2 separate regions of the Homo sapiens genome follow, and region 1 is linked to region 2. A link is an interaction called in ENCODE POLR2A ChIA-PET data of the cell type or tissue named here. Cell type or tissue: endothelial cell of umbilical vein. All regions are shown on one strand. Each heading gives the region's core, and the rest is flanking DNA. Links, peaks and the distances in the headings are about the cores only. Region 1 holds the start of LOC124902220 (a long non-coding RNA gene). Region 2 holds the start of AOPEP-AS1 (AOPEP antisense RNA 1).

What was found. ChIA-PET counts read pairs that join two places held together with the same protein. Peaks named below come from ENCODE experiments on the same cell type or tissue, not always from the same donor. Only the 100,000 strongest peaks of a DNase experiment are listed, where the experiment ranks them.
Region 1: POLR2A ChIA-PET joins it to region 2 with 10 read pairs; 5 of 35 experiments call an interaction of 5 or more read pairs at or near these places.

The regions. Positions count from the first base shown.
Region 1 is chr9:94,789,454-94,802,004 of GRCh38, forward strand. AOPEP (aminopeptidase O (putative)) reads left to right here. Exons shown (of 17, transcript NM_001193329.3): 4 at 3,312-3,465; 5 at 11,304-11,549. It overlaps LOC124902220 (a long non-coding RNA gene), which reads left to right and starts at 10,861. Exons shown (of 2, transcript XR_007061676.1): 1 at 10,861-10,991; 2 at 11,082-11,303. In endothelial cell of umbilical vein, for the core only: no CTCF peak of the experiment used is centred there; DNase peaks (open chromatin) are centred at 3,518, 7,478 and 10,588; H3K27ac peaks cover 1,880 bases.
Region 2 is chr9:94,940,758-94,953,308 of GRCh38, forward strand. All of the region lies in intron 7 of AOPEP (aminopeptidase O (putative)), which reads left to right. It overlaps AOPEP-AS1 (AOPEP antisense RNA 1), which reads right to left and starts at 4,797. Exons shown (of 2, transcript NR_147614.1): 1 at 4,683-4,797. RefSeq lists silencers at 9,677-9,855, 11,756-11,985. In endothelial cell of umbilical vein, for the core only: no CTCF peak of the experiment used is centred there; a DNase peak (open chromatin) is centred at 4,934.

The DNA of each region.
Region 1 (12,551 bases), core at 3,100-11,099, 150 kb before region 2:
TAGGATTTTTTTTTTAAACCAGAGGCTTTCAAAAGATTTAGTTCCTTACCCATAACTTCTTGCTTCTTCTTCCATCTGCACGCTCCTTTCTGCCTGCTTCAGCTCTCATTATGTTTCCAGTAGAAAATGAAAGTTTTTATGGAGCAGTCATGGGAGACATTGGGTTCCAGGTAATGTAGGTAGTTACGGAAAGACAGAAAAATGGGAGAGGTGGAGTCCCTATAGCCCATCATGTCATATCCATGTCATTCTTTCATCAAGACGTCTGTGACTGTCCCTACCTCCTTCTACTGGCTTGGAATCAGAGCAGTGATTCTCTTTGAGGCTGTGGTTTTGCTTCATGCCCAGTAGAAGCTGTCACTGGATTGGCTTCAGTGTCTCTGGATTTGATTGTCCCTTTAAGGAGGAGTATGCCTTCAACTTGTTCTTTTTTTTTTTTAGACGGAGTCTCGCTCTGTGGCCCAGGCGGGAGTGCAGTGGCGCAATCTCGGCTCACTGCAAGCTCCGCCTCCCGGGTTCACGCCATTCTCCTGCTTCAGCCTCCCGAGTAGCTGGGACTACAGGCGCCCACCATCACGCCCGGCTAATTTTTTTTGTATTTTTAGTAGAGACGGGGTTTCACCGTGTTAGCCAGGATGGTCTCGATCTCCTGACCTCGTGATCCGCCCGCCTCGGCCTCCCAAAGTGCTGGGATTACAAGCGTGAGCCACCGCGCCCGGCCAACTTGTTCTTTTTGTTGGAGACCGAGTCTCACCCAGGCTGGAGTGCAATTGTGCGATCTCGGCTCACTGCAACCTCTGCCTCCCAGGTTCAAGCTATTCTCCTGCCTCAGCCTCCCGAGTAGCTGGGATTACAGGCACGTGCCATCACACCTGGCTAATTTTTGTGTTTTTAGTAGAGATGGGGTTTCACCATATTGCCCAGGCTGGTCTCGAACTCCTGACCTCAAGTGATCCGCCTGCCTCTGCCTCCCAAAGTGCTGGAATTACAGCCACCACTCCCGGCCTACCTTCAACTTCTTAGCTACAAAGAGAGGGATCTCAAGAGTGGCCCTTCTGGTTCCAGAAGCAGGGTGCAGCTTCCAGGCAAGTTGGAGAGAATGGCTGGCTCTGGTGGGTTTCCAGCAGTTCTGAGCACATCTTTTGTCTCTCTCTTTCAAGTAACTCTCTTCATGGCTTCCAGACTTGAATCTCACCGAAATATTATTTATTTTTTACTAAGTCCTACCTTCCTGAGTTCAGAATTTGTTTTGAGATAGACAAAGGAACCATGCACGTGGAGATCAAAATCTAATCTCTATTATTGGTTTTTAGTGGTAAAGCACTTTAAAAAATGTCATGTTAGGTCTGCTGGCCAGTAGGGGCATGTTAATATTTCAGCTCTGAATTTGACATCCAATCACCGACCAAATTGGACAACCACAGGCCAATTTGGTCAGTGATTGGATGTCAAATGTGTTTAACCCTCTAAAACTTAAAGCAAGAGAAGGAATAATAGCTCCTGTAAAGGAGTTTGTGAAGGGACTGAAAGAGAGATTTACGCTAACAGAAGTTCCTCCCTATGGGAACATGAGGAGTGGAGAAATGTGTTCCATAATATAAAGTGATATCCCATAGCAAAGACATTGAATCAACTTAAATGCCCATCGATGTTAGACTGAATAAAGAAAATGTAGCACATATATACCATAGAATACTATGCAGTCATAAAAAAGAATGAGATAATGTCCTTTGCAGCAACATGGATGGGGCTGGAGGTCATTATCCTAAGTGAACTAACACAGCATCAGAAAACCAAATACTGCATGTTCTTACTTATAAGTGGGAGGTGAACACTGAGTACACATGGATACAAAGAAGGGAACAACAGACACCAGGGCCTGCTTGAGGGTGGAGGGTGGGAGGAGGGTGAGGACAGAAAAACTACCTATCAGGCTGGGCACAGTAGCTCAAGCCTGTAATTCCAGCACTTCAGGAGGCCAAGGTGGGAGGACTGCTTGAGCCCAGGAGTTCAAGACTAGCCTGAGCAACATAGTGAGAACCTGTCTCTCAAAAAAAAAAAAAATGTAAGCTGTGTGTGGTGGCACATACCTGTAGTCCCAGCTACTTTGGAAGGTGAGGTGGGAGAATCACTTGAGACATTGGATATTGGGTATACAAGAGGTTGAGCTGCAGTGAACTGTGATCACGCCACTGCATTCCAACCTGGGCAACAGAGCGCGACCCTGTCTCAAAAAAGAAAAACTACCTATCGGGTACTATGCTTATTACCTGGGTAACAAAATAATCTATACACTAAACCTACCCCTACCCTGCCTCATGATGCAGTTTATCCAAGTTTGTTATACAAACTTGCACCTGAACCTAAAATAAAAGTTAAAAAAAAAGATGATATAAATTCTGCTTAAGACACACGATTAATGTATAGCAGATGCTCGGAAAATATACCATTGTTAAATCAGGTTGTATGACACATTCAGATTTCAGAAACATGAAAATTATTTTTACATCTCAGAAATGAGGGGAGTATAGTGTTACAAATTATCAGCCATTCATTCCTTTGATAAAAAGCCTCTAAGGTTTGGACCAAGTGGAGAGTACACCCTCAACTGGAATGGGGAGCCCCAGCTCTAATCCTGGTCCTGTTACAAACTAGTTAGGAGTCCTTGGCTCCGTTAAACCTCTACACGTGCTTTTCATCTGCTCAGCAAGGAGTGGAAGACCAGCTAAACAGATAACAGGGACTAAGGGTAAGACCTGAACTCCCACAGCTAATTAATTTCAGAGTTGGGATGAAAACCCAAGTGTCTCCCTTCCCTAGTCTCATGTGTTTTCTACTATATTCATTTTATATTGCCTTGAATTGAATTTGGACAAGATAGTTACAGCACAAAGCAATCACTGCTTTGCTCACTCTTTCACTCATTCAACAGGTATCAATTGAGCATTTTTTTTAATGCTAAATACTGTGTTGGATGAATGAGACGTATTCTGTCTCTGTAGGAGCATACAGCCTGTGGCCTTCTGTGTTTACAGCTGTGAGGGACCCCCTGCACTACCACCCTCACGTGAAGGGCTTCAAACTGATCCGTGGAAGAGACCCAGACCTTCCTGGTTGCCTTGAAGCCATCATCCCTCCTGTGCTTTCCCTGAGCCCTGAAATGTGCCCTTTCTGCTGACGTGACCGACCTCCAAGAGTTGGCTCTTACCAGCTTATCACAAAAGCTCTTCAAGTGCCTCGAGAAGAAATTATACAGCAGAGCCCAGGATCATATATTGGCCTCATTATGGTTTTTCTCTTCCTGTTTACAGAGTGCTCAAGCTGGTATTACTATGTAACTATGCCAATGCCAGCCTCCACCTTCACAATTGCAGTGGGATGCTGGACAGAAATGAAGATGGAGACATGGTCATCAAATGATTTGGCAACAGAGAGACCCTTCTCACCTTCTGAGGCCAACTTCAGGTTTGTGTTTGGGGACTTGCTGGGAAGGAAAAAAAAAAAAACACTTGAGGGAGCGGTATGATGCATTTCTTCCAAGCACTGGGAATGTGAGTCATTCCTGCTGAGAAACTAAACCAAAATAGGATTAATCAAAGCAGGAAAAGCCCTATTAGAAAGGAAAGAGAGGGCTAGGCGCAGTGGCTCACGCCTGTAATCCCAACACTTTGGGAGGCCGAGGCGGGTGGATCACGAGGTCAAGAGACTGAGACCATCCTGACCAACATGGTGAAACCCCCGTCTCTACTAAAAATACAAAAAAATTAGCCGGGCGTCCCAGCGACTCGGGAGGCTGAGGCAGGAGAATGGCTTGAACCCGGGAGGCAGAGGTTGCGGTGAGCTGAGATTGCGCCACTGCACTCCACCCTGGTGACAGAGTAAGACTCTGTCTCAAAACAAAAAACAAAACAAAACAAAACAAAACAAAGAAGAAAGGAAAGAGAGGCTGGGCGTGGTGGCTCAGGCCTGTAATCCCAGCACTTTGGGAGGCTGAGGCGGGTCGATCACGAGGTCAGGAGTTGAGGCCAGCCTGGCCAACATGGTGAAACCCCATCTCTACTAAAAATACAGAAATTAGCTGGGCATGGTGGCGGATGCCTGTAATCCCAGCTACTTGGGAGGCTGAGGCAGGAGAATTGCTTGAACCTGGGAGGTAGAGGTTGCAGTGAGCCAAGATTGCGCCACCGCACTCCAGCCTGGCGACAGAGCAAGACTCTGTCTTGGAAAAAAAAAAAAAGGAAAAAAGAAAGGAAAGCGAGTTGAGAAGAAGAGATGTGAGCCTATTATTTATGCAGAAAGAGAGAAGAAGGTAAGTATATATGAAATCATGTGAAGTCTGCTGAAATATTTATATGTGTTTGGCTAAATTCAAGGAATCCTCAGATTCAATGCCTCCTCTCCTCCCATACCTTTTAAGTTTGGTTTTCAGTGCTTATGTGGTCAAAAACATAGCTTCTGATGGATTACTTTCTATGCTACTCTGCTGTTTTGGTTGTACCAACTGCTGTTAGCGGTGCACTGTAGGGACAGCATCTCCCTCAGTGGGGCTAGTCGCCGCTTTAGGAGCACAGGACACAAGGAAACTGATGCAAAGCCCTTGGGTTAAGGGAATCCTGCTTGGTCAGGGCTTTGTTAACATCAGTAGTGATTTCTTTCTTTTTTGAAGTATGAACCAGATAAAATCATTTTGAGGCTTTAAAAAATTACTATAGGCCATTGGATATTTACTGGCAGCCTGTCTAGATGTTCAATGGTTTCTAGCTTTGAGAGCCAAAAGAGGGAGAAGGGGGACGCTGAGAAGGTGCACAGCACATGCATCATGCTGCACTCCCAGGATTTTATACCCGGCTCAATTGTGTCATTTTTCCTATTGACAGACAGTCACTAAGTCAGTACCTTCTGGTGGAGAAAGCCCAGGGTAATGGTAGAGATGATTAGTTACTCCTTGAAAACCAGCTAAGGTATACTCCTAATGCAGATTCCTTTTGTGTTGGTTTTATTTTGTCATGCTGCTTTTACTAGTACCACAGTAACTGTGGCAGTTGGTCTTCATCTTTCAGAGATGAAGCTATGTTCTCTCTCTTCTGATGGGCATGTATTATTGCCTGCATTTTTCCTTTTTTGGCAGAAGGGAGGTAATTTCCACTTCCTGTTCAGTAGCTTGCCTATTTTGGACTGTCTTTCCTGAGCTATATGAACATCCTAGATTGCGTATTAGATTTTACTTCTGTATTCTTGAGGGAAGAAGGGAATTGTGGGCAGAAGTGACATATTCTAGTTTCATGTGGGAACTTTAATTGCATGTGAGATCCTCCTGTGCTCTCTTTCCTGCAGTACAAAACAGAGCCTACAAAACAGAGGAGGCTTTGTTTTGTAATTTCAGGTGGTCTGAATTTCTGAGTGAGGATGACAGGTGGTCTGGAGAGTCACTTAGATCTACAGTGGACTTGGTATTAGCAAGAAGCACACTGTTTTGTGTTAAGCCACTGAAACACCAGGGTTGTTTGTTACTGCAGCATATCCTAGCCTATCCTGAATTGATACAGTAGCCATTAGTTGTTCCAAGTCAGAAACTAAGTCTTGATCTAAATATAATCTCATTTAGTCCTAAGGATAAGCCTGCAAAACAGATTGGATAGATTATTATTCCCATTTTATAGATAAGGATATTGAAGCTCAGCAACTTGTTAACATTAATGTCCCTACTAAGTAGCAATACCTGGATTTATATCCAGGCCTGACCCCAGAGAGAGGTGAGTCAGAATCTTACCTGGAGACTTTAAAAAACTGTATGTAACATTAATGCCTCACCTGGAGTCTGATCCACCTTCCCATCTGGAGAGTCACTGCCATGATTTGAGCCACCATTATTGACTGGAGTGTGTTGTGTTGGAACAGAAAACAGAAGTTGAGAGCAATGCCTTTGAGCCTGAAAGTGCCATTCTTGGTGGTTGGATATACCTCTTTGGACAAAGCCACACTTTCCTTATCTGTAGAATGAAGGCTTTGTCCATGGGTTCTCAAATTCTTGATGGTGAAGAAGTACTCTTCTCTTTTTCATCTAAGGCCTCAGCATTGATTGATTGTTAGAGGAGCTGTGCAGTTGGAAAATGTGTGCCTTTGGAAGGCTAGGGGAAGGCAAAGACAGACATTTGTTATTTTGCCTTTCTAGCCATATTCCAAAGAGATGTGGGGTTGAGGAGTGGGCAGCAGCCACTGACTCTGTGCTCTCTCCTTCCTGCTCAGAAGCAACTTAAATGGCTTCTCAGTTTTCTTGCATCCACTATTCTGAAAGGAGGAAGAAATGGTTAAATCAAATGAAGATTCTGGGAAGAGATGATGTCTAAAATTCCTGTCGGGCTTTAGGGGAAGAAGCAAGTACAACTCCTCTCTTGTCCTCCTAAATTCACCAGTTGAGGAACAGACAGAGGAGATAAAAATAAAGGTTTTATTATTGACAGAAGCTGGACTGAAGGAATACTCAGGTGCATGGTCTCAGTGGGGTTTCTGAGACTCCATTTCCAAATGAGACAAATTTACCCACCCAGTTACCAGCCCAGCTGGACTGCTGCTGTCCTCTATAACACAGATGTAGAGTCCACCTGACACATGGCAGGGGCAGGCCCAAAGTGCACCCTCTGTGTGCAAGCAGATTCAAAAGAGAAAGCCTGGAATGGCCCAGCCAGTCAGGTAAGCTGGGGAGAGGTCCGGGTGCCACTCTAGGGAAGCGCGTCTTTCCATGGAACTGTGAGGACTGGTGAATGGGGTTCCTCCCATGCCCCCTTCCATGTCCAATAAACTGTGACTGAGTTTTCCCTTCCTTTATCAATATGCTTGTCCTTCAGGAATATGCTGCTGATAAAATCATAGCTTGCATTTGCTTAGTTCTGCCCTGGCTGTGCACTTCATGTGTGCTGTCTTTAGCTGTCAGAAAGTGGCTTTGTTTTCATCCATTACATGTCTGACTGCATGCAAAGTTTGCCAGCAAAGGTGCTCTGAAGTGCCAGTCACAGTGGTGTTTTTGGTTATGTTCACATCTGGTCCCTTTTGCCTTCCCCAGCACCCGTTCTACTTCAAACCTTCCTAAGACCACCAATCAAATTCATGTAAATCCAACTTTCACAGGGGCCTGCTATACCACAGGTTTTCATTTGCCTAAAGTGCTCATCTGGGTTCCAGAAATTTGGCCAAAGTGTTGGTCACTGAACTTTTATGATCAGTGTTCATGTGGGTAAAATTATAGTAAGAACATTCCCTCTTCCAGCTCCACTTTCACACATGCTCCAGCCACTCTGGGTGAGCATTTTAGTAAATACATTGATTATAAGGCTCTCAGATAAGCTGTTGAAAGTTTATTAATTTTATTCAGCTGTAGTATAACCTTCAGCCACAGGGGAATCTTTGTGTTATGTTTCTTTAACCTCTTGAGGCCTTTGTGGGGGCCATACAGTTTAAACACGACACAGAAACTTGGATAAAGTCCAAAGGAACTTAGCAAAAATGATTAAAGGCATGGAAAATGGGCACTACAAAGAAGAAAACACATTGAGACTGATTATTTGAAAGAAGAATCTGGTGGGGAACAGGTCTTCTTTAGAGTTGTAAAGTATATGAAAAGTTGCTTTGATAGGAAGTACAGCATCTTTGAGTCGGTGCTGAATCTATGGAAGACTATTACTTTGTAAAAAGCACAGAATTGGCCAGGCGCGGTGGCTCACGCCATTAATCCCAGCAATTTGGGAGGCCAAGGCGGGCGGATCACGAGGTCGGGAGATCGAGACCATCCTGACCAACATGGTGAAACCCCGTCTCTACTAAAAATACAAAAATTAGTTGGGTGTGGTGACGTGTGCCTGTAATCCTAGCTTACAGGAGGCTGGGGCAGGAGAATTGCTTGAACCAGGGAGTCGGAGGTTGCAGTGAGCCGAGATTGCACCACTGCACTTCAGCCTGGCAATAGAGCAAGACTCCGTCTCAAAAAAAAAAAAAAAAGTACAGAATCCCCTGACCTCTTCAGAAACAAGGCGATTCTATGAAGAATGGCTTATGTGCTGAGTTATCATAGAATCATAGTGCCAGAAGAAACCTTAGAAAAGATTTTCATTTGTTTATATTTTAAGTATAATTAACATACAACAAAACGTGCAGATCTTAAGTGTTCAGCTTGATGAGTTTATGATGATTGTATACAGCCTAAACCTGATAGAGAACATTCAGTCTCCACAGTAAGTTAGTAAATTCTCTCATACCTTTTTTTTTTTTTTTTTTGAGACAGAGTCATGCTTTGTTGCCCAGGCTGGAGTGCAGTGGTGCGATCTTAGCTCACTGCAACTCTGCCTCCCAGGTTCAAGTGATTCTCCTGCCTCAGTCTCCCAAGTAGCTGGGATTACAGGCATGCACCACCACACTCGGCTAATTTTTTTGTATTTTTAGTAGAGATGGGTTTTACCGTGTTGGCTAGGCTGGTCTCAAACTCCTGACCTCAAGTGATCCACCTACCTTAGCCTCCCAAAGTGCTGGGATTACAGGCATGAGCCACCATGTCTGGCCTCTCATATCCTTTTCTAACCAATTCCTTACCTCCTCCAGCAGCCACTTTGGTGAGACTATGTTAAAGATGGGGAAAAAGAAGCCCCAGATACTGAGTTGCCTGCCTTGGTCACAAGTGAGCCAGTCTGAGAAGACAGTGAAGCCCAGGTTTCCTGATCCCTATGTGGGAACGCAGAAGTGGCTTTCCTGATGCCATTTCTGTGTCCATTTCTATGGGAGCCTTACCCTTCTCACCTGGTCAGAGCTTGATTGCCTTAAAGTCCTGCATTTTTTCCCAGGCTTTGATTACAATGGTACTAATTCACACAACTAGAATCATCTTCATCATCTGAGCTAGTGCCTTTTATGCCCAGAGAGATTCTAACTTGCCTTGTTCCTGATTGGAAAAGGATATGAGAGAACTTACCGTGGAGTCAGAATGTTGTCTATCAGGTTTAGGTTGTATACGATCACCAGAAATTCATCCGGCCAAACACTTTTGGGTGTATCTTTGGCTACCTCAGTATTCTCTAACTTTAGGGTTCTTGGCAGCAGGAAATAATCTTTTCCCATGTTATATTTAGAGAGACCATTAGAATGACCTTTTTGCAAAATTGTGCTGTGGTAGATATAATTTAAGCTTATGCCTCAGCTTTGTCCAGAAGATGCCTGCACACTCCAGTTTCTCTGTGGTTTAACACGATCTGAAAGCTTTGCAATAGAGATTATATGAACTGAAATTACTGTAGCACATTATATACCTGTGTAAATACATGAGAAAAAGATACTGTGGTGGTTAATTTAATCAGTGGCCTTTTTCACTTTGCGAGACCTTTGACCACATTCATGCACAAGCACAGTACTTGTCATTAGGTGGGCATTGCAGCCTTTTTAGTTAAATGTTCACCAACAGGCACCTTGACTCACTCTCTCCACAAAGCAAGGTTATCAATCCAGGGACTTTGGCCAGAATTAAATGTCAAGAATTATATTCTTCATGTCATCTTATTCTGACAAGTTTTTATGGGCCTCCATCCATTTTCTTACTCTCCGTTGTGGTGAAATGCCTTCAGTGCTGGAAGCTGTGTTCTATGAACCATGCTGCTAGAAGGTGAGGCTTATCTGTACCTAGCCATATTGGTCTCCTGAGCGCTGGCCTTGGGTAAGTGAAAGGTACTTCTTACATTTGGAGAGGAATTATTGTTGCATTCTGCCCATATTGGGACATGCCAGCATCTTAAGATTTTTCATTATTCACTGTGAATCAAGTGAGCACCTGTAGTTATAATTGGCTGGGTGCAGTGGCTCATGCCTATGATTCCAGCCCTTTGGGAGGCTGAGGCAGGAGGATCATTTGAAGCCAGAAGTTTGAGACCACTCTGGGTTACAAAGTGAGACCCCATCTCCAGACCCCATCTCTTAAAAAAAAAAAAAAAAGGCTGGATGTGGCATGGCAACATGCCTGTAGTCCTAGCTACTCAGGAGGCTGAGGTAGGAGGATTGCTTGAGCCCAGGACTTGGAGGCTACAGTGAGCTATGACCCTGCCACTGCAGTCCAGCCTGGGCAACAGAGTGAAATCCTGTCTTAAATAATAATAGGCCGGTTGCGGTGGTTCAAGCCTGTACTCCTAGCTGTTTTGGAGGCTGAGGCGGGTGGATCACTTGAGGTCAGGAGTTTGAGACCAGCCTGGCCAACATGGTAAAACCCCGTCTCTACTAAAAATACAAAATTAGCCAGGCGTGGTGGCACACACGTGTAATCCCAGCTACTCAGGAGGCTGAGTCAAGAGAATCACTTGAACCTGGGAGGTGGAAGTTGCAGTGAGCTTAAATCATGCCACTGCCCTCTAGCTTGGAAGACAGAGCTAGATTCCATCTCAAAAAAAAAAAAAATAATGAAATAAATAATGATTAGAGGGGTTTTTCATTGTGTTTGAATAAAAGACATGTTAGCAGGTGAAAAAATGGAGTACTGTTGGATGTAGGTTTGAGTAGATAAGTTCTCTTGAGTCCTGTGAGTCAGGTTCTAGGAATTCTCTTTCAGTTCCGCCTTTGATGGAATAACTGGCAGTGGTCGGATGAAGCAGGCTGGGGTCTGATCTGTTTCCTTAAAAGGCTGGCTCAGTTAAATTTGTTCTGAAAGTGGGTTGGGAAAAATACTGTATCAAAAGTGCCTCTGTATTCCTTAATAACAGCTTTTGATGGGCTGTGTAAAGAACATTTAGATTACTATTCAGTAAAATGGTTTGTGTTCTTTCGAGGAGTTTGAGCCTGTAACTTTCATTTGGTTCATGGTTCTCCCTCAGTCCAAGTCTTTTATTCTAGGTAATCCCAGAATTGGATCTTTAATTTGTGTGTACTGCTCCTTCCTTTCTGAGTTATGAATTGTCTCTAATTTGGAGATTGTTCATATGGTGATACTTGAAAACATCTAACCGAGGGCAGGAATTGTTTGTATTTTGGTGAGAAGTTTTATTGTTTGGAGTCTTTAGAGGTCCCCCCACAACAAAGTTTATTCTAAAACAAGATTTTACTGCTTTCTCTTATCTTAGATTGAAGCTAGTCTATTGATTCAAACACATGAATACGTTTTTGTCCTGTAAATTTTCACTGCTGCACAGAGCCAGTCAAGCCAAGAATTGAAATGAGCAGTCTTTGCTTGTGAGTCTGTCTGAACCTCTGTCTCCTAAAAGTTGTCTACATCTGCAAGATTGCCTCACCTCCACAGCAAGAATAATAAACATGTTTTACCATTTATTTTGTGTTATTCCCAGGCATGTTGGTGTTTGCAGTCACATGGAATACCCCTGCCGCTTCCAGAATGCTTCTGCCACCACCCAGGAGATCATTCCTCATCGGGTCTTTGCCCCTGTGTGCCTCACGGGTGCCTGCCAAGAGACCCTTCTGCGGCTGATCCCTCCTTGCCTCTCAGCAGCACATTCTGTTCTGGGAGCACACCCGTTCTCTCGGCTGGATGTTCTCATCGTCCCTGCCAACTTTCCAAGTCTGGGGATGGCCAGGTATGTTGTTCCATTGTGGCACTTGGGGTACATACATTTTGGAAATTCTTTGACTATGTCTTGCTTTCCTTGAGCTCTGTCAGAGCAGTCATTTGATTAGAATGGAGGGGCTATGGTTGCTCATGCTTGGACATCTCATTGCTGCCTTGAGGGACAATTTTAATGCAGACTCCCTCATGCACGAGCCTTTGAGTGTCATGGGCTCAGTTCAGACTGTGTTGAAAAGAAAAGGCTCACATTGTTGCTGGGATTGAGAATACATAGTGCCCCCTGAGTGGTGACTGTTGGATCATGGCTGATCAGTGGCTGTTAGCTTGGATGATGACAGCATAATGCTAATGAGCCAAAGGTTATAGCATCAGGCTCTGGGCACAGTAACATGACTTGGTCCCAAGGCCACAGGCTACTCACCTAATCCTGACCAGCTGTCTTGTCCATTCTCACCACTGGTCACAAGGGCAATGACTTGAGAGACCCTGAGTCAGATAGACTGTGGATGGATCAGTGTAAATCTATCCCTACTGCTAGAAAAACAGCTCAAAGCAGATGGCTTACTGTGGGGGTTGGAGGAGGAGTCACGTGCTACTATTTTTTAACAAATGCACTTTTGCTGTTGTGTCCTGGTTTGGTTCCCTGTATTTATTTAAGCTAAAATCTATTAATTAATGCCATTGTTCAGTCATTAATGGGTATCTGTGTTCCACTGAGAAAAGATAGAGAATGTACTTGGTTATATTTCCATTTTAAAATCTTAATCATTAGCAGTGAATATGCTTGACTAAGGATGGGAAAAATAAGCTCATCAAAACATGTGACTTCAAGTTTTTCCCTATTAGTCAAGGAAATTCCTGCTGCCAATTAATTCCCATGCTTTTGAGCAGCTGTCATTTGTGGTGTTTTCCCTGAAAACTGCACACATTCTTAGTAAAACCATGAGCAGAAAAGAACTGACCAGAACATTTGCTTTTGATCTTTACTACATGTATGTACTTTAAAGACTGG
Region 2 (12,551 bases), core at 1,571-9,570:
CCACTGCCCCTCCTGGCTTATTCTGATTTCCTCAGCCTGGCTCGTCCCCTCATGTCCGCATGGCTCTGGAGCTGGGCCCTTCCCTTTCCCTGCTGCCACCCTTCCCTGGGGACCACACAAGGCATCTGCTCCTGTCTCTTGACCAACCAGAACATGGAAACACCTCCCTCCCTTCCTGACAAGTATAATTGGCTGGAATGTTCAACAAGTTAATTTTACTAATTAAGAGAATGTTAAAAAAAAAAGTGCAAGAATGCCTGGTTACAAATGTAGAGCACAGGCATAAAAGGAAAGAGTCTGAAAGTTCAACAGAGATGCTCAAGCAAATCGCTAGAGGTAAGAATTGAATGAGCAGCACTTCTAAGACTACCCTTCTGGAACCTACATCTAGTCCAGCCCCTCTGAAGGGCAACCCTTGGGTCCCCTCTGGCTCTTCTCTGTAAAGCTCCTCTGGCCTCTGTTCAAAATCTCACCACTGTCCAGAGTGGAAAAAAGTTCTTGCCTTTATGGCTTCCGAGAGTTCCTACCTGATCATTGGCCTGTGCCTCTCCTAAGGTCTCAACTGTATGTCTTAGAATTCCTGCCCTACACCCCTCTATCCCTCAGGCACGTGGGATTCCCCTACCCACTCCTGTCTGTCTAGTGTTTTTATTTGAACCACATACACTAACAAGCGACCTGTGAAGAGTGTTTCTACCTGTTCTTGATGGGAGGATGCTATACCTATGCCAGCATTTTCTGAAAAACTTTAGAGCTCTCAGCTAGCCAGAAATGGACTCTGCCCTTTCCTGTTTCAAAGGTCAGCTCCACCAGCCTGAGCTGCCCACTCAGTTTGTTTCCTGTTAGAGGGACACCCTCAGCTCTCAGCTCTTTTAAACAGCAAAGATGACAGACATGTCCTGAATAATTGAACTCAAATAACCTTCCCTCTTTATTTTTCCAGACCATTTCCTGGTTAGTCAGCACTCAGGTCTTTCTAAGGGGGAGAGAATTCTCCATAGACCCCTAATTACATATTTACAGTACTTGGTGTTTCATTTTTGCAATAACATCTAGTAGGGTCCTTTTTCTTTATATAGAAAAACATGAAAAAGCAAGACATTTCATAATCACTGGTTAGTTAACTTTGGTTAATTTTTTTCAAAGCACATAGTAAGAAAATTCAAGCAGTTTAGAAAAGTATAAAATTCCATTTACTACCACTGTAGTCCCTTACCCAAAGATAATTACTGCTACTGTTTTCTTGTGAATCTTGGGAAAGTAAATTTTGTAAGTATACATGCATACTTCCATATTGCTGCTCCGTGTAGCACTGATTCATTATAATGCTATTTGACTATAAAATATTTCGTACAAAATTATTCATGTACATATGCCAGTCCATAATAATTCACTCTTATTTTGCCCATCCTAAGGATATCTTATGCACTCAGCCAGTAGGAAGAATCACTATGTACATTACATGTTCAGCTAATGAGCGTTAGTTTCCCATTCAGAAAAACTCTCATCCAGTGAGTGCTTTCTCATGTAACGCCAAATTCACTTTGTTCCACAGAGTATTTGCTTACTTCCTGTGCCCCTTTTTCCTACCATTTAGTTTGTGTTTTGGCCAACAGTTTTGATCTAGAATGGATGACAAAAACTATATGGGTATTCTGCTGGACCTGCCACAAAGACACGAAAGAAGAACATCCTGCTAGATGTTACAAATCTGCTTTACAGGAGTTCTTGCCCCTTTCAAGTCAATGGTTGAGGACAGAAGGAATAAGAAACAGGGACTGTACTATTCAACATTGTACTGGAGGTTATAGCCAGGGCAGTTAGGCAAAAAAGTGAACTACAAGGCATCCAGATTGGAAAGGAAGAAGTAAAACTGTCTCCATTTGTAGACATAATCTTATGTGGAGTAAATCCTAAGTAATCCTCCAAAAAAATAATTAGAGCTAATAAACAAGTTCAGTAAAGTTTCGAGATATAGGATCAACATACAAAAGTTAGCTGTATTTCCATACACTAGCTAAGAATAATCTGAAAGTTAAATTAGGAAAAATTCATTTACATCGCTTGAACCCGGGAGGCAGAGGTTGCAGTGAGTTGAGGTTGTGCCATTGCACTCCAGCCTAGGGGACACAGTGAGAGTCTGTCTCAAAAAAAAAAAAAAAAAAAAAAATCATTTACAGTAGCATCAAAGATAATAAGGTACTGATTCAAAACGGATCAAAAACCCAAATATAAAAGCTAAAATTATACAACAAACAGAAAAAATGTAGATGTAAATCTTCATGATCTTGCATTAGGCAATAGTTTCTTACATACTAGACACTGAAAGCATAAGCAACTGAAGGGAAAAAGAATCAGTAAATTGGACTGCATCAAAATTAAAAACTTTTGTGCGACAGAGGACTCCATCAAGAAAATAAAAAGACAACCTACAGAATGGGAGGTAATATTTGCAAATCATATATCTGTTAAGGGACTTGTATTCAGAATATATAAAGAACACTTACAACTCAACAATAAAGACAAATGACCCAATTAAAAAATGGTCAGTCTGGACCGGGCATGGTGGCTCACGCCTGTAATCCCAGCACTTTGGGAGGCTGAGGTGGGCAGATCACTTAAGGTCAGGAGTTCAAGACCAGCCTGGCCAACATGGTGAAACCCCGTCTCTACTGAAAACACAAAAATTATCCAGGTGTGGTGACATGCACCTGTAATCCCAGCTACTCAGGAGGCTGAGGCAGGAGAATTGCTTGAATCTGGGAGATGGAGGTTGCAGTGAGCTGAGATCGTGCCCCTGCACTCCAGCCTAGGCGACAGAGTGGGACTCCATCTCAAATAAAAAAAAAAAAGAAAAAAGAAAAAAAAAGGATCAATCTGGCTGGGCACAGTGGCTCATGCCTGTAATCCCAGCACTTTGGGACGCTGAGGCGGGCAGATCACTTGAGGTCAGCAATTCAAGACCAGCCTGGCCAACATGGTGAAACCCCATCTCTGCTAAACATACAAACAATTAGCAGGGTGTGGTGGCACGCACCTGTAATCCCAGCTACTCGGGAGGCTGAGGCAGGAGAATCACTTGAACCCGAGGGGCAGAGGTTGCAGTGAGCTGAGATTGTACCACTGCACTCCAGCCTGGGCAACAGAGTGAGACTCCATCTCAAAAAAAAAAAAAAAAAAAAAAAAAAAACAGGTCAATCTAAGTTGACATTTCTCCAAAGAAAATATGCAGATGGCCAATGAGCACATAAGATACTCAACATTATTGGCTATCAGGAAATACAAATCAAAACCACAGTGAGATACCACTTCATACCTACTAGGATGGCTACAATGAAAAAGACAGATAATAAAAATCAGTGAGGACTTGGAAAAATTGGAACCCTTGTTCACTGTTGGTAAAATGGTGCAGCTGCTGTGGAAAACAGCCTGGTGGTTCCTCAAAAGCTTAAGCATAGAGTGACCATATAACCCTGCAATTCCATTCCTAGCTAAATAACCAAAAGAAATGAAGAAATCATATGCAAATGTTCATAACAGTATTATTCATCATAGCCCAAAATGGAAACAACCCAAATGTCCATCAACAGATGAATGGATAATCAAAATGTGTTATATCCATACAGTGGAATATTAATCAGCCATAAAAAGGAACGGAGTACTGATACTTGCTGCAGCAAGGGTGAACCTTGAAAACATTATGCTCAGCGGAAAAAGCTGGACACAAAAGGCCACATACTGTATCATGTGATTTATGTGAACTGTCCACAATAGGCAAATCCATAGAGACAAAAAGTAGATTTTTTATTTTTATTTTTTTATTTTGAGACAGGGTCTTACTCTGTCCCCGAGGCTGGAGTGCCATGGCACGATCATGGCTCACTGCAGCCTTAACCTACCAGGCTCAAACAATCCTCCCACCTTGATCTCCCAAAGTAAGAAGTAGATTAATGGTCAGGGCCTGGGTGGAGGTGGGAAGGAGATTGGGGAGTGACTGCCAGTGTGTATTTGGTTTCTTTTTAGGGTGATTAACATGTTCTAAAGTTGATTACATTCTAAAGTTTATTGCACATCATCAACTTATGTGCAACTCATAAGGTTGCACAACCTTATGAGTACACTAAAAACCACTATATGTGAATTACATCTCAATTTTTTAAAAAAGAGAGAGATTGATGGAAATCATTTAATGTTCTCTACTGTCTCATAATACCCCTGTAGCCTGGTGGGGTTGATCAACAATCATCTGGAGGAGACATGGAAAAAGAAATTAGGGCAGGAGGCGACTGGTGACCTCCGAGGTTTGGATGAGACCCACGGGGCCATTTCCAGCGTTGGATGGATGGAAGACATCTCCATAGGGTCTGTGATATAACAACCCCGTGGAATGATAATTCACTCCCAAGAAAGCATCCCTCAAGCACAAGTGTATACACACAAGATTGTGTGTTTTATCCATGCCATGCTATACCTCCCATTGTCCTCTTAATAATAGAATCCTGGCTAGTGTTCTGTCATCAACACAGTGAATTATTTGTTTTTTTTTAACTGCTGTGAGTATTCCCAGATATGAATGTTCCGTTACTAACCATCAAACATTTGTTAACCATTGGGCGTCATCATGGTCATTTCTAGTTTTTTGCTTTCATAAACAATGCTATGGTGAATGGTCTCACACTTACTGTTAGATGCACTGCATGTGAAATAGAAGACCCAAAGAGCACACTGTTGCTGGCAAGGCTGAGAAGAGAGCTCCTCTGCTGAGGACTCGTCCTCTTGTGCATCCTGGTATGTACTGGGCTGAAAACCAGGCAAGCCCTCCACCCCTGCCGCTGCCGCCCCCATGCCTAGGGCCGTGCTGTCCTCCACTGAGGAGGGAAAAGTCCTTCTCCAGCTCCCACGGGCCATCTGCTCCTCGTTGAGTCATCAGATGAGGCGATCCTTCCCATTACCTCAGCACACAGCACTGCACATGCTGTTGGTGTTCAAAACGGGCTTCGAGCCTCCTCTTGTAAAATGAAGCCAATGTTTGTCTCATTTGCCTCTTTCCAGAAGAAGTCGTGATTTTTTTTTTAATGCAATACAGAAAAAGTTTTCCATTTTTATTCTTTCTACTTTTGCTTCCAGTAATTTTCAGGTTCTCTGTATTCCTGTGTTCTGAATGTGTATGGCACACCAGCAGCCTGAGTTATGGCTGAGTCACTATGATCACCTTAACCCTGATAGATGAACCCAGCTTATGAGGAGACCTGTCTCAGCACATTGCACAGCTCTACCCCGCCCCAAACAGAACACTGTGAAAAGTACAGTCAAGGCCTTGTACTGCCTGGATCCTATACTCAAAAAGTTAATTCTATCTCGCAATATATATTTAATACAATTCAGTTAAGCTTCCTCTAAATAATTCATTTAGTTTAGTTTTTTTGAAATGAAAACCACACTTGATGCTGATTTAGCAAGGCCAAAGCTATGTAGCAAACCTCTTGACTCTACTGAATGGATGAATAATGTTTTCCTTCACATGCTTTAGCTTAAATATATTCCGGGCTGTACAGTCTCTTAAAATTGTAGATATTAGAGTCAGAAAGGACCTTAAAAGTGATTTTGCCTAACCTTCCCTGTGCCTGACAGATGGCCACTCAGCTTCTACCTGAGCAGTTCCAGGATCCAGGTCTCATTGCACTAGCAAACAGCAGATTTCCTGTGCTCAGCTTCTACCTGAGCAGTTCCAGGATCCAGGTCTCATTGCACTAACAAACAGCAGATTTCCTGTAGGAAGAGCCTGATCCTTAGAATGGCCCTTCTCAGATTTGGCTGGAATCTGCCTCCTGTAACATCTGCGCAGTCCTCTTAGCTCTTATCTCCAGAATTGCACAGAATGCGCCTTGCTCCCACCAAAACAATCTACGTATCTGAAGGCTCTTCTTTCTTTTCCTGACCAATAGGTCACTTTTTTGGGTGAATTTAGCATATATACCGCATGCCTGGGAGAACGTTCGCTTTCTTGGGCTTGGTCCTTGGTTGTTCTCTTTGTTGACAGTGGTCTTCTCCAAATGTGACAACTGAACTGAACACAGCCTGCTTTGAGGCGCCACCCATGAAGCATGGAGTGGAACTGTTATTGCACCCCTGGATCTGGATCATCCAGAAAGGAAGGACAAGTGTTCATCCAGTGGGATTCACTCAGATATATATATATACCATGTTTCTTTTTTGTTATTCTTTTTTTTTTTTTTCGAGATAGAGTCTCGCTCTGTCGCCCAGGCTGGAGTGCAGTGGCGCGATCTCGGCTCACTGCAAGCTCCGCCTCCTGGGTTCACGCCATTCTCCTGCCTCAGCCTCCCGAGTAGCTGGGACTACAGGCGCCTGCCACCACGCCCGGCTAATTTTTTTTTTTGTATTTTTATTAGAGACGGGGTTTCACTGTGTTAGCCAGGATGGTCTCAATCACCTGACCTCGTGATCCACCCGCCTCGGCCTCCCAAAGTGCTGGGATTACAGGCGTGATCCACCGCACCCGGCCTTTTGTTATTCTTTTAAGAGATGGGTCTTTCTCTGTCGCCCAGGCTAGAATGCAGTGGCGCAATCAAAGTTCACTGCAGCCTTGAACTCCTGGGCTCAGTGATCCACCCACCTCAGCCTCCTGAGTAGCTGGGACTACAGGCGAGCACTACCACATCTCGCTTTGTTGCCCAGGCTGGTCTCGAGCTCCTGGCCTCAAGGGATCCTCTGCCTTGGCCTCCTGAAATGCTGAGATTACAGGCTTGGGCCCCTGCACCCAGCCCCATATTTCATTTTTACATTCAGTATAATACACCTTGTCATGGCAGTTCTACCATTCCAAGTCCCATGCATTTTTCCTCCTTAATAACATTCTTTGAGTGCTTTTAATATGCCAAACACTGTCCTAAGCATTCTATATACATTATCTCATTTGATCCCAAAATGGCCTTGTGAGAGAAGTGCTGGTACCATAGTACCATTTTCCTCCCCATTTGATAGAGGAGGAAGCAGGTGCATGGAGATATTAAGCAGTCAGCCTTATCTGCACAGCGAGTAAGCAGCAGCACTGGGGTGAAAGCAGAGGCGCATCTGACCCCAGAGCCCAGCTCCTAACTGCTCCTCTCCACATCACCTCCCCCAGTGGGATTCCCATTACATTTGCATTCCTCCTGTTGATCCAGCCCACCCTTGTGCTTACTATGTTGGAAGCCACAGCAGTCACCTCCTGCTACATGTTGAGTTTACAGAAAATTAAATATACTAAATATTTTTCATAGGCAAACAGTTAATTTTTTAAAAACTCTTTCTCTCTATTAGATATTTTCTTCTTATTCATTGGACCCTCAGTTCAGCCTGCGGTTGCTGTTCTTGACTGTGGATGCTGTCAGTCAACCAGGTAGACTCCCAACTATAGCTCATAGGCAAATCTGTTAAGCCAGTAAATCACCATTCCTTAGGCACAGACCTAAGGATCTCCATCCAGGTTATAGCAAATAATTAATCAACACCCTTGGGGCTCTGTTTTTTAGCCTTGTATAAAGCCGTGAAACAACTACCATATGCTCACCGTTGCATGCTCTCCACCACATCCATTCTACTAGCTGCCTTGCAGAAGTCAAGATGCCCCACTGAATTTCTGGAATTGGCCCTCAGGATCCCATTCTAACTCTTGTAGTTCATCATTTTCTCTTTTAAGTGCTCACAAACTGTTCAATAACGTCATCACAAATTTTGCCCCGCCCCCCATCTCTTATCTTTGCAAATCGGAATAGCTGTCTACCTCCTTCAGCTTCTTTCTCATTGTCTGTGTGAATTGATCCTCCCCGCAGAGATCTGTGATCACATATCACAGGTGGAAGCTTTCAGAGCTATAGCCTGTCCCTCACCTGGACTTGGAATGGGAACTCCTTTAAAGGGTGAAGGAGCCCTGTCTACCAGTACCAAGCAGCAGTTCCCACATAGCAGGGCTTATTCTACCATGAGTAGCTTGAAAATCATTCTCCTTGGCAGGAAAGTTGAATCAAAATGGGAGTTGAGTCATTCTGTTCTTTCTGCCACCTCTTGGCACCTGGTCTTCCTTATGCTCCCAACTTCACCTCCAAAGCCCTTTTTGTTGTCCTGGGCCTTCTCCACTAGCCCATCCTGAAGTTTTGCCTTCTTGGCAGTCATTTTACAGCCTCCCAGCTCTCTTTATGTAGCGTGGGTTTTTCCTTTCTCCAGCATCCCGTTCAACTATTGTCTGTGTTCTCTGAAAACCACCCTTAGCAGAAACTGCCTGTGCAGTCACATGGGTGTCTTGGCTCTCCGTTTTTCTCTGTCTCTTTTGAGAATGTGTCTAGATCATCGCTTGCTGTGTTGAATGGGACAATATAGCACTCAGACCATTGCATTGATTGGTTTCTTATTTTTTCTCCATGTGGTGTTTTGCTTCTCAGAGGAATTTCTGATACATGGGCAATCAAGACCTGAGGACATTTTGGTTTTGTGTTGATACTCATTGCTTTTCTGAGTTTCATCTTTCATTTTCCCACCCTGATTATTAAAATGTGTGGAGTTTGTTTGCATTTTCCACAGTTCTGCTAACTACAGAGTTTCTCCTTATCACCTTCTTTAGCAGCCGACCCGGGACGCTGAGACTTCTTATGGGTACCCACCACTGGGTCCTTTCACTCTCAGGAGGACAGAATAAACCTTGTTTATTTTCCCGTGGCTCCTCAGAGGGATCCTCCTTCTGTCTTAAATCATCTTAGCAATTGCCTTTTTCAACACCAGAGGAATATCTTTCTGTGTCTGCTGCAGGCTGATGGTCCCAGTGGGGAAGCCCTTCCTGCTGGGTAGCTGTTAAATCCATTTTGAAAAGCATACAGACAGTCACACCTGCCAAATACCAGCGGTGTTGATACAATACAAATTTATTAGTTAAAGGTTTATTCACAACCTTTTGGTAGCACTGCAAATGCTAGTCAGTGGCAAATGTTCATTATTCACAGTTTATAGATAGGAAAATTGTCACCGAAAACAAACAGTGGATAGAGAATTCCTGTGCTTTCATCATTCTGCCTTCATTTTTTACCCAGAGGTGTCTTCGTGGAGCGGTGTAGACCAAGGGGATGAGTGTGTAAGGAAGATGCCCAGACCTAGCTTAGTAGGACTTTATGTGGCTCTTGAAATTTGTTGTTTCTTTTATTTATTTTCTGATGATGATGAGTCAAGGAGCAAGCTTAAAGACCAGCCCTTAAAGGGTTTGCATTCAAAATCAGCAGTCTCACCAAGGGAGAGTATAGGCTACATTTGTGTGTGGTGTCATTAAAACCTTTTCATTTTGGAATAGGTTTAGACTCCCAAGAAATTACTGTAGTAGTAGAGTGAGTTCCTGTGTCCCCTCCCCCAGCTTTCCCCCATGACAGCATCTCACATGCGTAACTATGGTGCCATGTCTTCTTAATGTCTTTGCCTGTCAGAGGAAGGTTTAGTTGATGCTACTGGAGGCTCAGTCAGAACATAGTCGGAACACAGAACGCAGATAATAGCCACATTTACATTGAGCTACTGAATGCCAGGAGGAGCTCTGGCTGAGTGCTCTGGTGCCACTCAGCTCTGGGAGCTGCCCCAGTGACTCTTACTGTCACCTTTTCACAGATGAGGGAGCCGGACTGCATGGGGCTTATGTTCAAGATCACATGGCAGTGGAGAGACTTGGGTCCAAGCCCTCACCCAGTGGTCATGCTCCTTCCCCTGCAGGTCTCACCTGTGCATCTGGGGCTCAGATGGGCACTGTTGGCCAGTCTCTACACAAGGGTCAGATTTCACTTCCTCCATTGTTGCAGGGTGAGTGAGGTCCTGCTCTCAAAGCTGTCAAACCTGGTGGGGCAGCTGCGACTAACAGAAACACTGAGATGTTGAAATGATCATTAATTCCCTTCTGTCTCATTTCTGGGATGCTTAGTCCCTGGCTCAGGCGTGGCAGCAGCAGGTTTATAGTTGAAGAATCTCTTGTGGCTCTCATGCTGACTGCTGGGAGTGTGAGAGGAAGAGTGCTGCTGGAGGGCCCGCCTGGGTGGGGGCAGAGCAGCAGGTGGGTATTCAGACCCAGCTGACATGCCAGAGGACAGTTCAGAGGCATTTTCTCAAATCCCACCCTTGGGGTTATCCTGCAGGATTGGACCTTTCTTCAGGAGGCCCGATTCGAAATCAAATCATTATGTATCAAATATCACTGCCACCTGCCCACTCTTTAAATATCCACATTGCCTCTGTGGTTGTGGTGGAAAAGGAAGGCGTGGGGAAGGGAAAGGGCACGTCAATCTCAGTTGTTGCATTTGGTGCCAAGTACAACAGAAACCAAGGGCATTTGAGCTCAGATGACCTTGGTAACTTGATCTCTCACATTCCATGTATTCCAGCCAAAGAAATAAACACCAGAGTGTAATGTCTAAGAGATACTGAACACTTTTGCTTTTATGGAATGCTTCCACATGACCTGAGCCTCACTGCAGACTTTACAGGTGAGGAAGCTGAGCTTCAGGGAGGGTAAGCAATTCCTCTAAGGTTCTCCACTTAGTACTTGGCACAGCCAAGATGGGGACCTGGATCTTGGGGGGGCCCCAGAGTGTAGCAAGGACTTTGGTGTTCTGTGGACCTGGGTTCTTAACCTCGACTCTGCCACTAACCAGTTTTGTGGTCTTCTCTAGGACTCACTTTCTTTAACTTTTAAATGGGCATAAACAGGATGTGGCCTCATCAGGATCTTATGAGGGAAGAGGGTGTGATGCATAATAAGAAGAGCTTGGCTGAGTACCTGGCACAGAGGATAACCAGGAAACGTTAGCTGTTAGTACTAGTCCAGTTAGAAACGAATCTGGCTACAATTATTGCAGCAATAAAGCAATGGTTGACTTAAACAAATGGTAGTTATCTTTCACACACAATACAAAGTCAGAAGGCAGGCATCCCCAGGCTGGCCAGGAGCAGCATGATGATAGTAAAGGCTGTTTGCCTTCCTTCAGTCCATTCTGCTCTCCACAGAATCCTGGTTTGCTGCCTCATGGTTGCAAGATGGCCATCACTGCTCCATCCACCAGGCTTGTGGGGAAGAGGTGCGGTAGCAGTCACATTTTCCCCCTTTATAAGGAAAGCAAAAGCTTTCCCAGAACCCCACCCAGCATGGAATCACAGCAGACATCTGCTTTTTTCATTTTGGCCTGGACTAAGTGCCACAGCTGCAAGAGACACTTAGAAAATGAGCATTAGCTTTTCAGATTCAGTCATACAAGTGGCAAGGAAGAAGGCAAATGAGAATGGGAGTAGACCGACCAGTTGGATTTGCCACAGCCCTTCCTGCCTCTCACACTGTCATTTTAAAAAAAATTTTGCATTGGTCCTCAGGTGCATAGGGCTTAGTTCATCCTAGTCGTGTGCCAGTGGCACATGAGTGGCAAAGCCCCTTTTCTAGACTGATGGCCTTTCCTGCTCGCAAGTGTATGCTGTTTCATGTACGTGCATCGCTTAAGTTTTTAAATGAAACATAACATAGATACATTAAAGTGCACAAGTCTTTGCTAGATGGCTCAAAGGATTTTTATGATTTATCCCCATGAAAGTACATTCAGATCAATCTATAGAACAGTCCCAGCATCTCAGAAACCTTCCTGTTTCTCTGCTGTCTGTCAACACTCCCTCCCAAGGTGACCATTATTCTGATCTCTATCCCCATAGGTCAGTTTTGCCTGTTCTTGGATTTCATTGACATGGACTTGTACATGTGTGTGTGCACTTCGTGGACCTGACTTCTTTGGCTGACCTGTGAGAGTCATCTGTGTTACTGTGTGTGGTTGTAGTTCATCTGCTTTCTCCGGTACTTTGTCTCTCTACGCAGACCTGGTATTAGTAGCATTGTGAGAACCAGAGTAGCACAGAGATGGAAGTTTCCTGTTTCCATTCATAGAGTGTCATTTCCTCCTAGAAACCACCCCCTCTGATTTCTTGCAAAGCTTGCCTGTGCACTGCCCTCTCCAGCAGCAAGCTGCTATCAAAGGAATCTCTTGGGGACTTGTATATTGGCTTTGAATGCTGTCAGCAGGAAGAATTTTCTTGAGCACTTCTTCATTTGGAGAGGATGGAAGAAGAGAGTTAGAGAGGGATGCTTTCGGGAAGGACATTTTTAGGCAAAGGAAAAAACAGCAACTGAAGGCGTCATTGGGAACTGGAACCTGGAAGCCAGCCTTCTGAGCAGAGATTTACATCATTCTTCTGTGTTCCTCCCCTTCGAGCAGTCTCAATTCAGGGCTCAAGGGCAAAAAAGACGCACGGCAACTCTGCCTGTCTTAGGGCTGGGCAACCTAGTTTGAGTTCAGACTGACTCTTGAGAAGTCTCCCTTCCCCCAGACAGTGGGTGATGGGCTTTCCTTATCAAAGCTAGTGTGGCTTTCTTACAAAAACATTGCATGGCAGGACAAACCTGAGAGCAGTGAAAAAAGCTGATTCTTTTCAGGGGAGTCTTAAATGAAGATGAAATGGATTAGTTATTCTTACAAGTGTGGGCATGTAGG